Regions from separate parts of the Homo sapiens genome. Here region 2 is linked to region 1. Evidence: chromatin loops called from intact Hi-C (ENCODE). Cell type or tissue: heart left ventricle. All regions are shown on one strand.

Region 1 (5,000 bases):
TCTGCAGACCCCTCTGAATCTGGGCTTCATCCTCCCTTCAGCCCCTGGCCAGGGTTGTCCACTCCACAGCCTCAGCTGCAAGGTAACCTAGTCCTTATCTGGCTTAAGCTTGCCCCATGGTAGCACCCCTGGCTCTTGAATCAGCCACTTTCCATACCCTCCAACCCCTCCACCTTCCTCAGAGAATGCAGCCCCTTGGGGTCTCACCTACAACACAGCAATAACCAAGATCAGCTCTTGAAAGCAAAATCCCTCATTTCTAACCATCTATTTGCCCACTTTGTAGACGATAGCATGATCCGATAGACATGGAGAACATGGTGATTCAAGTAAAAGGAATGATCATTACAAAAGCTTGTTCCTTGAGAATGTGGAAGGGCATGGGATCCAAGTGAAGGGTGTTAAGGAAAAAAAATTATTCATGGCATTTGTTAAAGAACGGTAAGGCAGACTTCATTCAGGACCATCAAGATAGGTGTAGGGACCACTGCTATGGGGTTTTGCAGTGAAGGGAGAGAAACTGGGTTCCACTCCAAATACAACAACGAAAAGTGGAAATTTATAGCCAAGGAGCAGGGTGGGGAGCAATGGACGGAAAATTACTAAGAGGAAACACCACGGGTAAGGGGGTATTGTGGCTAAATTGAACTAACAGGATTGTTGGTGAAGGTGGGCCAGGGTGACTAGACATCACCTGGGGGATGAGGAACCTAACTGAGATATTGATGATGGGAAATTCTAACTAAACTGACTTAGCAGGATTCTTGTTAAAATTGCACAATGCAGCGACAAACATGGCAGTCTAAAAGTCCCCTGTCCAGGGCTGTCTACTCCACAGCCTCGGCTGCAGGGTCACCTAGCCCCTAGCTGGGTTAGGCTTCCTTTATGGCATGATCTTTAGTTCTTGAATCAGCCACTTTCCACATCTTCCCTTCCATCCTCAGGGAATGCAGCCCCCTGTGAGATCACCTACTTAACAGCAAGAACCAGGATCAGCCTAAACTCTAGCACTCCCTTTGCCAACTTTTTAGATAATAAATACAGATAGAGGAACATGATAATTCAGGAGAAAGCATAACTGCAAAGGATGATCCCTTAAGAAGGTGGAAGGCATAGGATCCAGGTGAAGGGCCTGGTCTCAAGTAGGATCCTGTCTCTTCCTCCAGGGAAGCAGCCAAGATTATAAGTGCAGGTCTACTGCTGTTGGGAAGTGGTGTGAATTCTTCTCTGATTGCTTCTATTTTCTCAAGGGAATATCAGTGAATATCATGAGAAAATTGGGTGCTGGTGCTTGTGGAGGGATCTTGTAAGTAGACTAGACAGAGAAGGTACACTTGTGGAGGGTGTACATTGTTTGTCTACTTGGCGGCGGGGGGACTGCCAGGAGAGTAGGGAGGAGAGAGTTAATAGCTTTGGGTAAGCTGGCTAAGGAAGGTGAATGGTGAGGAACGCGGTTGTGGTTAGTGGAGAGGAGGCCTCCTTGAGGCTAAAGGCTGTGGATGCTGGGGCACTGGAAGAGGTAGCTGTTAGGACACGATCGGGTGCTGCCCGTTATGAGAATGGGGGATGCAAGAAATGGACATCGTGGAGGGGCGCGGTCTTTCCTGAGGCCCAGGGCATGACCGCGGGCAGAAGAGACTTAAGTGGGGGGAAGGAGACCCCCCCGAGGACGGAGAGGCGCCGGCCACGGCCTGGTCAGCCCCGGGGGCGCTGAGGTCGCCGAGGAGGATCAGCGGTGTGAGGGCTGCGAGGACAGGGCGTGTGCCACGTGAGAAGCGTGTTCAGAGGCTGGCTGGGTGGGAGGAGAATGTCCATGGGATTGGCACAGGTCTCGAACATGGGGCGGCTCGGGCAGTCGCGCAGCAGAGCCTGACCCTCAGCGGATCGTCCCTCAGGCGTCAGCTCCCAACTGCAGGGAAGGGAGCCTGCGGCGGACCCAGAGGAAACAGGAGCCGACCTCCCCGGGCTCCGATGCGCAGGCCCAGAGCCCGTCAATCCTTGGCCAGCCCCGCCCTCCGGGCTGCGTTTTTCCGGCGGCGCAGGAACTTCCTGCGCGGTTGCTATGGTTCCGAGGGCAGGACTATGGGAGGCTGCCCTGTACGGTAAGTTCGTCGGGGCCTTTCCGGCCGGTACCAGTCCGAGCTCTGGTCCCCACGGTCATCACGCTTTGCTTTCTCAGCCAAGATCTCGGGGCTCAGGGCGGAAACGCAGCGGATATGTATTTTCTTCCGGGGTTGGTGGCGCTCGGCTCTCATGACCTGCAGGTGACAGTGTTGGCCGGTGGCGCGGCCCTGCTTGCCTCGTGCCCCGCCCTTCGTGCTTGAAAAAAAATCCCGCGAAGCCTTCTCCGAAAGAACATGCTGGTTCTTTGGTTGTCAGTGCCTTACAAGCCCTGGAGGCGGGGGTGAGGTGGGGATGTGGTCCCTCGCGAAAACTCAGTCAGTGGACAATAGCATTCTGTTTTTCAAATTGGCATTTCCTCGGTGAGGCTGCTAGGTACCCTAGCAACTGGTATTTCTGTTTCTCTGATTGGTTTTGTCATCTTTCTCCACGTGTTACTGGGGTTCTATGGACCTTTATCAATGTATTCTTTCATTACAAACGTCTCTGAATCTCATGGTAGAAAACTTGGTTAGACTGTTAAAGCGTAATAAAGGAAACCAATCTTATCCACAGTCCGATCACCCAGCCGTGACCATTAATCATATTCTGTGATAAATTTCCTTAGATGTTTTTCATTCGTAAAGTTGCATTTTAAAAAATGAGATTAACATTGTTTCATGAACATTCCGCTTTTTAAACTCAGCTTCACACTTTGAAAAATCATTTTCATAGTATTACTCTGTTTTAAAAACAATGCAAACGTATTGTAAGCTGTTGAAAGTTTCAGTAAAACTTGAGCGCAAAATACTCAAATACTCAAAATACCATGATCAAAGACAAACATCACCATGCTCCCTAATGAAGGCAGAGCTGTGGCATGTGTTTGTTTCACTCTTTTATCCTGGCACCTGGAGGAGTGCCTAGCACTTAGTGGATGCTCAATAAACATTGTGAAATAAAATAATATTTACACCCGGTCATTTTTTCTTTATATATAATCAATCATTTCATAATGGAGTGTAATATAGGAGCAGTTTTCTACGTGATTTTTTATTTGGCATTTTGTACTCAGTACTCAGTCTCCTAGAGTCTCCTAGTACTCAGTCTCCTAGAGATGAGAATTGATTAAAGAGTAATGAAATTATAAAAATGAGTAAACTCAGCCATTCTTAGGAGTACCAAAAACTCAAAAGTAAGTCTCTAAGCAAATGTCTGGTTAATAATAGAGTGCTGTGAAAACTATGTCAAACGCTGCAATCTGATTACTTATTGACAAGGAACTTGAAACTGAAGATGTAATCTTACCAATCATTGAAAACAATTTTGAGAAAAGAATGTTTCAAGGAAGTAATCAGCCACAATCTCATGGTGACAATCTAGTGGAGTAACTATGTCATAATATTAGCTGGTATAGCAACAGTAAGTGCCTAACCACATTCAGCATACAAGAAATATCTCTTCAGTGTCGCTACACCACTGGCATAAGAACTTAAGAGTAGACACTGGCAGACACACATGTCTTACGATCTTATTGAAGGAGTTAAAAATCACTTACCCTGGAATTGTAACTTCATGGAGTCAAAACAATGAAACTAATTAGGTAGATTTTGAAAACTTAGCTATTAAATTCCTCATATTCTTTATTTTCAAGGATCATTTAAGGTTATGAAAATTATTTCTAGAAATGAAATGCACAGCTTGGCTTTACTTAGAGTTCTTGTATTACATTTTTTTATCTTCATGCCTGGTAATGGAGTACTTATATGACTTTTATATCTTGGGATAGCAGATAGTGACATTTTTTCAGACAAGTTCTCATATATGTATGTTGTCACGGCTTTACAATTTAAGCATCCAAAAGATCAGTTGTTTCATGTAACAACTCTCTCTTTACAATTTATTTTCAGGAAAAGAAGAAGAAATGGCAGTAAAGAGGGCAACCATCATTCCACCCAGCCCAAAAGGAATAAGAGAAACCCTATCTTTCAGGATTCTCAAGATACAGAGGTAGCAAGTATGGTCAGATTGCCTCTATTTCATTCATTGCCTACACTAAATTATCCAATTTGTGCTCCATAATGAAAAGAAATGTATTATTCCAAGAAACCTTCATAAAAGTTTTCTTGCTTGATTACAGTGGCTTTTGAGCTGGAGCTTTAAATTATGATATAGTATCTCACAGAAAATGGAAAAGAAGCACAGAAAAACTTTGCTAAACATAATCAGGAGGAATTAGCCCCTGTAATTTTGTCCCCTCATATGAGCAGGGAATAGTAGTCTTACTTCCCTTCTTTTTATATGGAAAACATATTTTCTAGTACATAGTGATATGTTATTAGCTGGAAGGCAAGTCTTGCTTTCTCAGTGAAAAAAAGTGAAAAATTTGGGGCAGTCTCATGATTTTTGCAAAACTTTAATGGTGCTGGAAAAAGAGTTTGAAGTTTTTAATTTTTTATTGATATAGAATAGTTGTACATATTTTGGGGGTACATGTGATATTTTGATACCTGTATATAATGTGTAATGACCAAATCAGGGTAATTGGGCTACCCATCACCTCAAACATACATCTTTTCTTTGTGTTGGGAACTTATAAATCTTCTCTTCTATTTTGAAATATACAATAAATTATTGTTAACTGTAATTTTCCTACTGTACTGTTGAATTCTATAACTTATTCCTTCTATCTAACTGTATTTTATACCCCTTAGCCAACTTCTTTTCATCCCCCCTTCCTCTCTTCTAAACCTCTAGTAACCACCATTCTAAGGAGCTTGAATTTTAACTTCAAGGTGCTTCACTTTAATAACTTGTATTCATTAGCATAATATAGCTTTAATTGAGATATAATTACTAGTGGAGTGTTAAAGGAACCTCATAAAGTCTTTCTGAGTTAA
Region 2 (5,000 bases), 1.1 Mb after region 1:
CAAGCAGCTTGTAAGGCTCTTTTGTAGCTTCATGTTGCATTTTGCAAAGGTCATTTTGCAGGTGGTATTTGTGTGCTTACTGTGCCTTCTATTCCAATTGTTTACTCGCAACTTTGTTTCCTGCACTGGCAGATGCCCTCCCACTCCAGAGGCCCTGTTTTCACCATTGCATCCCCAGGGCCTACCCCACCATCACTGGTTAGTAAATTGTGTGCACGCACACATTTCCTTTTTAAAGCAATGGGACCCTTTAAGAAAATGAAATAGTAAGATAACTCCTAGAGAATTTTCTAGAATGTTTGAGAAAACCTAGGCCATCTTGAAGCATATGTACGAAGCTCCACTAACTCAGCAAAGCTCCACTAACTCAGCCTTTCCTCTCATCCCCCCTCCTCTCCCCTCCCCTCAGGCTATAGTCAGAAAATTGTGGGACAGGTGCAAACAAATCCTTGAACTGTATTTGAACTGAAGTGAAACAGTAGGGTCAAAGAAGAGTTCAGAGGGAGTTGTGGAGTTGGCAGCAGCTTTACAGAGGAACTACACTGAGGGCCTGGGGACAGAACGCGGGTAGCACAGGGCACAAGGTTCAACGTCCCTGCTCCGGGACTCAAGTCACTTGGCTTCTCGAAGCCCCTGCCTTCATTTGGTGATAATCACAGAGCTTCCTTCACAGGGGGAAGAACCAACAACGCAGAGACCGTGGGAAAGAGCCCAGCCTATCGAAGGTGCTCAATGAACAGGAGCCGCGGTGAGTACTCCGCCTCTACCCCGGCTGAAGCCCGCCCCCGCCGCCACCTATTAATTTTGTAGTTTGGAGTCACCGAGTTCACCTCCTCTCATAGGAGGAGAAGGCTGGGGAGGAGGAGTGTGCGAGTCGGGGTAGCTGAACTCCCTGTTTGCCCGGAGGAGGGGGAAGGCTAGGAAGTTTCGGGCCCCACTCAAAATGGAGCCAAACGTCTGCCTCGCCTAAGATGGCGGCTTCTCCGCCTCTGGGCTCAAGGTCTTCAGCGGCGATTGGGCACCTTAAAGAGACGAGCGGGTCCAAAGGTGGCTGAGAACCGCCCTCCTTTCTCAAGGTGGCGCCCCGCCCCCCCGATGACGTCACCCGGGAGCCGGCGGCTCGCGGTTCCCCGCCTCCGCCGCGCTCACCTCGCGAGTCCAGCCCTCATAAGATGGCGGTCGCCTTGGTTGTCTGGGTAGCGCCGCCACTCTCAACATGGTAGCTGTTTATCCCGTATTTCTCCTCCCCTCTCCGCCTCAACTTCCTCATTGTTTTGAATAAACTTTATTGACTACTCCGAATTGCCTACCACCGCCACTGGGCTTCTCCCAGCGACTTTTCGGGCCGTGTGCCTCGGACGTGGCGGCCGGTTCATCTCTTTCCCCGTTGGTTTGCTCGCGAGTATCTCCTGCCGGCCCAGCGACGACGCCACTTGCCCGTTCGCCGGGCGGCCGCCAGACTAGGCCCAAGCCGCGGTCTCCAGTAGGCCCGAACGGCCGGGCCGAGGGGAATGTTGTGGAGGAGGCTGCTCTGAAGCACCGTTGAGCGGCTGGCGCCGCGCGACCCAGCGGGGGGCTCGAGGGGAAGGCGAGCGAGGTTCCCGGCGGTACGGGGACTATCCCAGAATTCGACGCGCGTCGCCGTAGGGGCCGGAACTACCGGACGAGCCTCCGCTGAGGCGCTTCGCAGTCCCGGAGCTAGCCCGGCTGCCGGCGTGTCGCTGGGGCTGAGCTCCGCGGGCGTGGAGTCCTTGCAGCCCAAAGCATGAGGAGGTCCCTGTAGGATTCTGGACTGAAGACGTTCTTGTCAGGTTTGGGGCGTGAGGAGGTTCCTGTCAGTTGGGGAAGCGTTAAGATTCCTGTAAGTTTTGGGGGCTGCGAGGCTATTACTGTCAGTTTTAGGATATACTGTGAGGTACCTGAACATTTGGGGAGACTAGGGAGCTCTCATCAGTTTGAGGGGGGGCTGCAAGGAAACGCTGCCAGTTTCCGAGCGATGCAAAAGAATCCTTGCTTAGTTTCGGGAGTGTGAGGAAATTCTAGTCAGTTTGAGGGGTTTTGAATAGATCCTTTTGAGTTTCAGGGATGCAGCCAGAACCCTGTCATCTTTAAAGTACAGAACGAGCTGGTCAGTTTAGAGATTTATATTTATTTCAGTTTTGGGGGTGATGAGACTCCTGACTGGTCGGGGAAGGAATGATATTGAGAGTGATGGAAAGGATTATTTAAACTCTCCGAACACGACCCCAGAACTGTGATTTGAGTTGGGCGCCTAGTCTTGTCTGTCTTGTTCGTGAAGGCTTTGAGTAACCTGAAGAGACTTTCAGGGATCCCTTATCTCTCTCTGGTTGGCCCTATTTCAGGTGGTGAGAGGAGGGTCTTGTCTTGAGATACCCCCAGCCTCATTTTTGACGCTGTGGTTTGCGTCATAATAGAGGGAGCCCTGTGAAACAGGGGTCAGCTAGGGGAGGGTTCAGTGAGAGATGAAAGAAGCTTCCCGAAAAGGCTTCAGGTATTTTCTTGAAACCCGGAAAGAAGTTATCACTGACAACGGGGCCGAAGAAGGTGGGGGGTGGGGAGTGGAGAGTGTGGGGGCGGTGGGAAGCCTGGAAGGTTGAGCTCCGTTCTTTACGTGTGAAAGAAATTCTAAGGGCCGGGTGGACTTTCTCTGGTTGCCCCCTACAGCCGCACCAGCTGTGTTGCATCCCGGCGGCGGTAACTCTATTGGAGAACTGAGGGTTGGTGCAAGGGGGTGGGGGGCGGGGGCTGATTCACTCTGTAAAAAGTGTTATTTGTGCCTAGCTATCGTCCAGAGAGGACGCGTGCTGCCGCCTCCCGCCCCTCTTGACACGACGAACCTGGCCGGCCGCAGAACGCTCCAGGGCCGAGCGAAGATGGCCTCGGTGCCGGTGTATTGCCTCTGCCGGCTGCCTTACGATGTGACCCGCTTCATGATCGAGTGTGACATGTGCCAGGACTGGTTTCATGGCAGGTAAGGAGGGCAGGCCAGGCTACACAGGGTGCGGTGGCCAGGTGTGTTCACTTGCTCTCTCTTCCTTTCTCAGCTCTGTTTTTAGATTCCGGCTCAGGACCCCCTCTCCCAGACTCAGGTTCTGCCATCTCTCCTTGCAGAACAGGACCTAGCTGACATTAGCCTCTGGTTTCTCCTTTTCCTGTGTTTTCCCCTATGTATTTCTTCTTTGCACTTTTCTTTTGAGTGTTTTTTTAGATTTATAAGACCCCCCCCCCCTTTTCTTTCCTGTTACAAAGAATCATTTTTATATTCTTCTCTATTTTATTTTTTATTTTGTTTTATTTTTTTCGAGACGGAGTTTCGCTCGTTGCCCAGGCTGGAGTGCAATGGCGCGATCTCGGCTCACAGCAACCTCTGCCTCCCAGGTTCAAGCGATTTTCCTGCCCCAGCCTCCAAGTAGCTGAGATTACAGGCATGCACCACCACACCCAGCTGATTTTGTATTTTTAGTAGAGACGGTGTTTTTCCATGTTGATCAGGCTGGTCTGGAACTCCCGACCTCTGGAGATCTGCCTGCCTCGGCCTCCCAAAGTGCTGGGATTACAGGCGTGAGCCACCGTGCCCGGTCATCATTTTTATAGTCTGACAATTATGTTCTGCCTCACACACTGGCTTTTGGGAAAACAGTGTTGCTTATTTGAGGTAGTTGAGTCCATAAACAGGGATTTAAGTTGTGGCTTTGTACTTAGTTTCAGAGTGACCATGCACAAGTTGCTTTGCTTTTCTGAGCCTCATTGTCTTCAGCTATAAAATGTTATCAAATACATCCTTTCTGACTTTGCAAAGCAGTTTGGATGTACTCCATAAATGGAGGCAGAAATGGAAGAGTATTTTATTTCTACAGCATTTATCTGCAGCACCATCCAACTAAATTGAATTAAGCAGAATAGATGCTGGGTAAAACAGGAGTAAAACCACTGATGAATTTCCTTCAGTTAACCGTGTGTGCACATAAGCACCTGTCACCCAGAATTCCGGAGAGGTTAGTGTGTACGATAAAACTAATATTTCATTAATGGGATTTAAATCTCAGCTATGGAAAGACAACCTTGAGGGGGCTTTGTACACTGGAGCACAACAAAACAGTGTATGGCACCCTCCTCCTGTTGCTTGTTAGATTCTAGAATTTTCAGTTGTCTGGTCTCCTCCAGAGGGGCTATTTCTTTTTCTTTTTTTCTTTTTTCTTTTTTTTTTTTTTTTATTTGAGACAAGGTCTCACTCTTGTCACCCAGGCTGGAGTGCAATGGCATGATCTCAGCTCACTGCAACCTCTGCCTCCCGGGTTCAAGCGATTCTCGTGCCTCAGCCTCCCGAGTAGCTGGGATTACAGGTGCACGCCACCACGCCCGGCAAATTTTTTTGTACTTTTTTGATAGAGATGGAGTTTCACCATGTTGGCCAGGCTGGTCTCAAACTCCTGACCTCAAGCGATCCGCCCGCCTCAGCCTCCCACAGTGCTAGGATTACAGGCATGAGCCACTATGCCCAGCAAGCTATTTCTGTTTATCACACTCAAGACCAAACTATAGGTGCTGGTGCTGCTAAAATCCTGCCCTCAGCAGGGACTGCCCCCTTGCCCCGTATCCAAATTCATGTTTAACTGATCTCTATTGAATATTTATTGTGTGCCCGGCACAGAGTTCTGTTTTACTGCCTCATGTTATTTAAGAGGGGACAACCCTAGAGGGTGGGACCTTTTCCTTTGCCCTGAAAATAAGTGGGGATTAAGATGTCTTTCAGGATTCCTGGTGTCTTTGCTAGTGCTGATCAAGTCACTCCTCAGCTTAACATTCTTCTTTCAGTGGTTCGTCTCTGGGATAAAATTCAGTATCCTTTATATGACAGACAAGACCTTTTGTGATCTACTTGTTTATTCTCATTTCCTGCCACTCCTCCTCTCTTGTTCTTTATGTCCTAGCAAGACTGAACTACCTATAGTTCTGGGAAAATTTTATACTCCTTTATG

The links. A loop is a pair of places that touch in the nucleus more often than their neighbours do. Peaks named below come from ENCODE experiments on the same cell type or tissue, not always from the same donor. Only the 100,000 strongest peaks of a DNase experiment are listed, where the experiment ranks them.
Region 2: it touches region 1 in a loop (5-fold over the local background); 13 of 110 quality-filtered maps call a loop at or near these places.

The regions. Positions count from the first base shown.
Region 1 is chrX:55,158,239-55,163,238 of GRCh38, reverse strand. VCF2 (VCP nuclear cofactor family member 2) reads left to right here and starts at 2,054. Exons shown (of 3, transcript NM_001166701.4): 1 at 2,054-2,102; 2 at 4,011-4,110. The coding sequence starts at 2,083. RefSeq lists enhancers at 1,265-1,765, 1,766-2,266, 2,092-2,391. In heart left ventricle, a CTCF peak has its summit at 2,247 (motif pointing right); DNase peaks (open chromatin) are centred at 2,018 and 2,278; H3K4me3 peaks cover 1,853 bases; H3K27ac peaks cover 1,630 bases.
Region 2 is chrX:54,040,623-54,045,622 of GRCh38, reverse strand. PHF8 (PHD finger protein 8) reads left to right here and starts at 1,150. Exons shown (of 22, transcript NM_015107.3): 1 at 1,150-1,861; 2 at 2,803-2,992. The coding sequence starts at 2,895. RefSeq lists enhancers at 559-1,018, 1,229-1,478 and a silencer at 1,039-1,208. In heart left ventricle, a CTCF peak has its summit at 2,681; DNase peaks (open chromatin) are centred at 1,102 and 1,622; H3K4me3 peaks cover 2,984 bases; H3K27ac peaks cover 2,147 bases.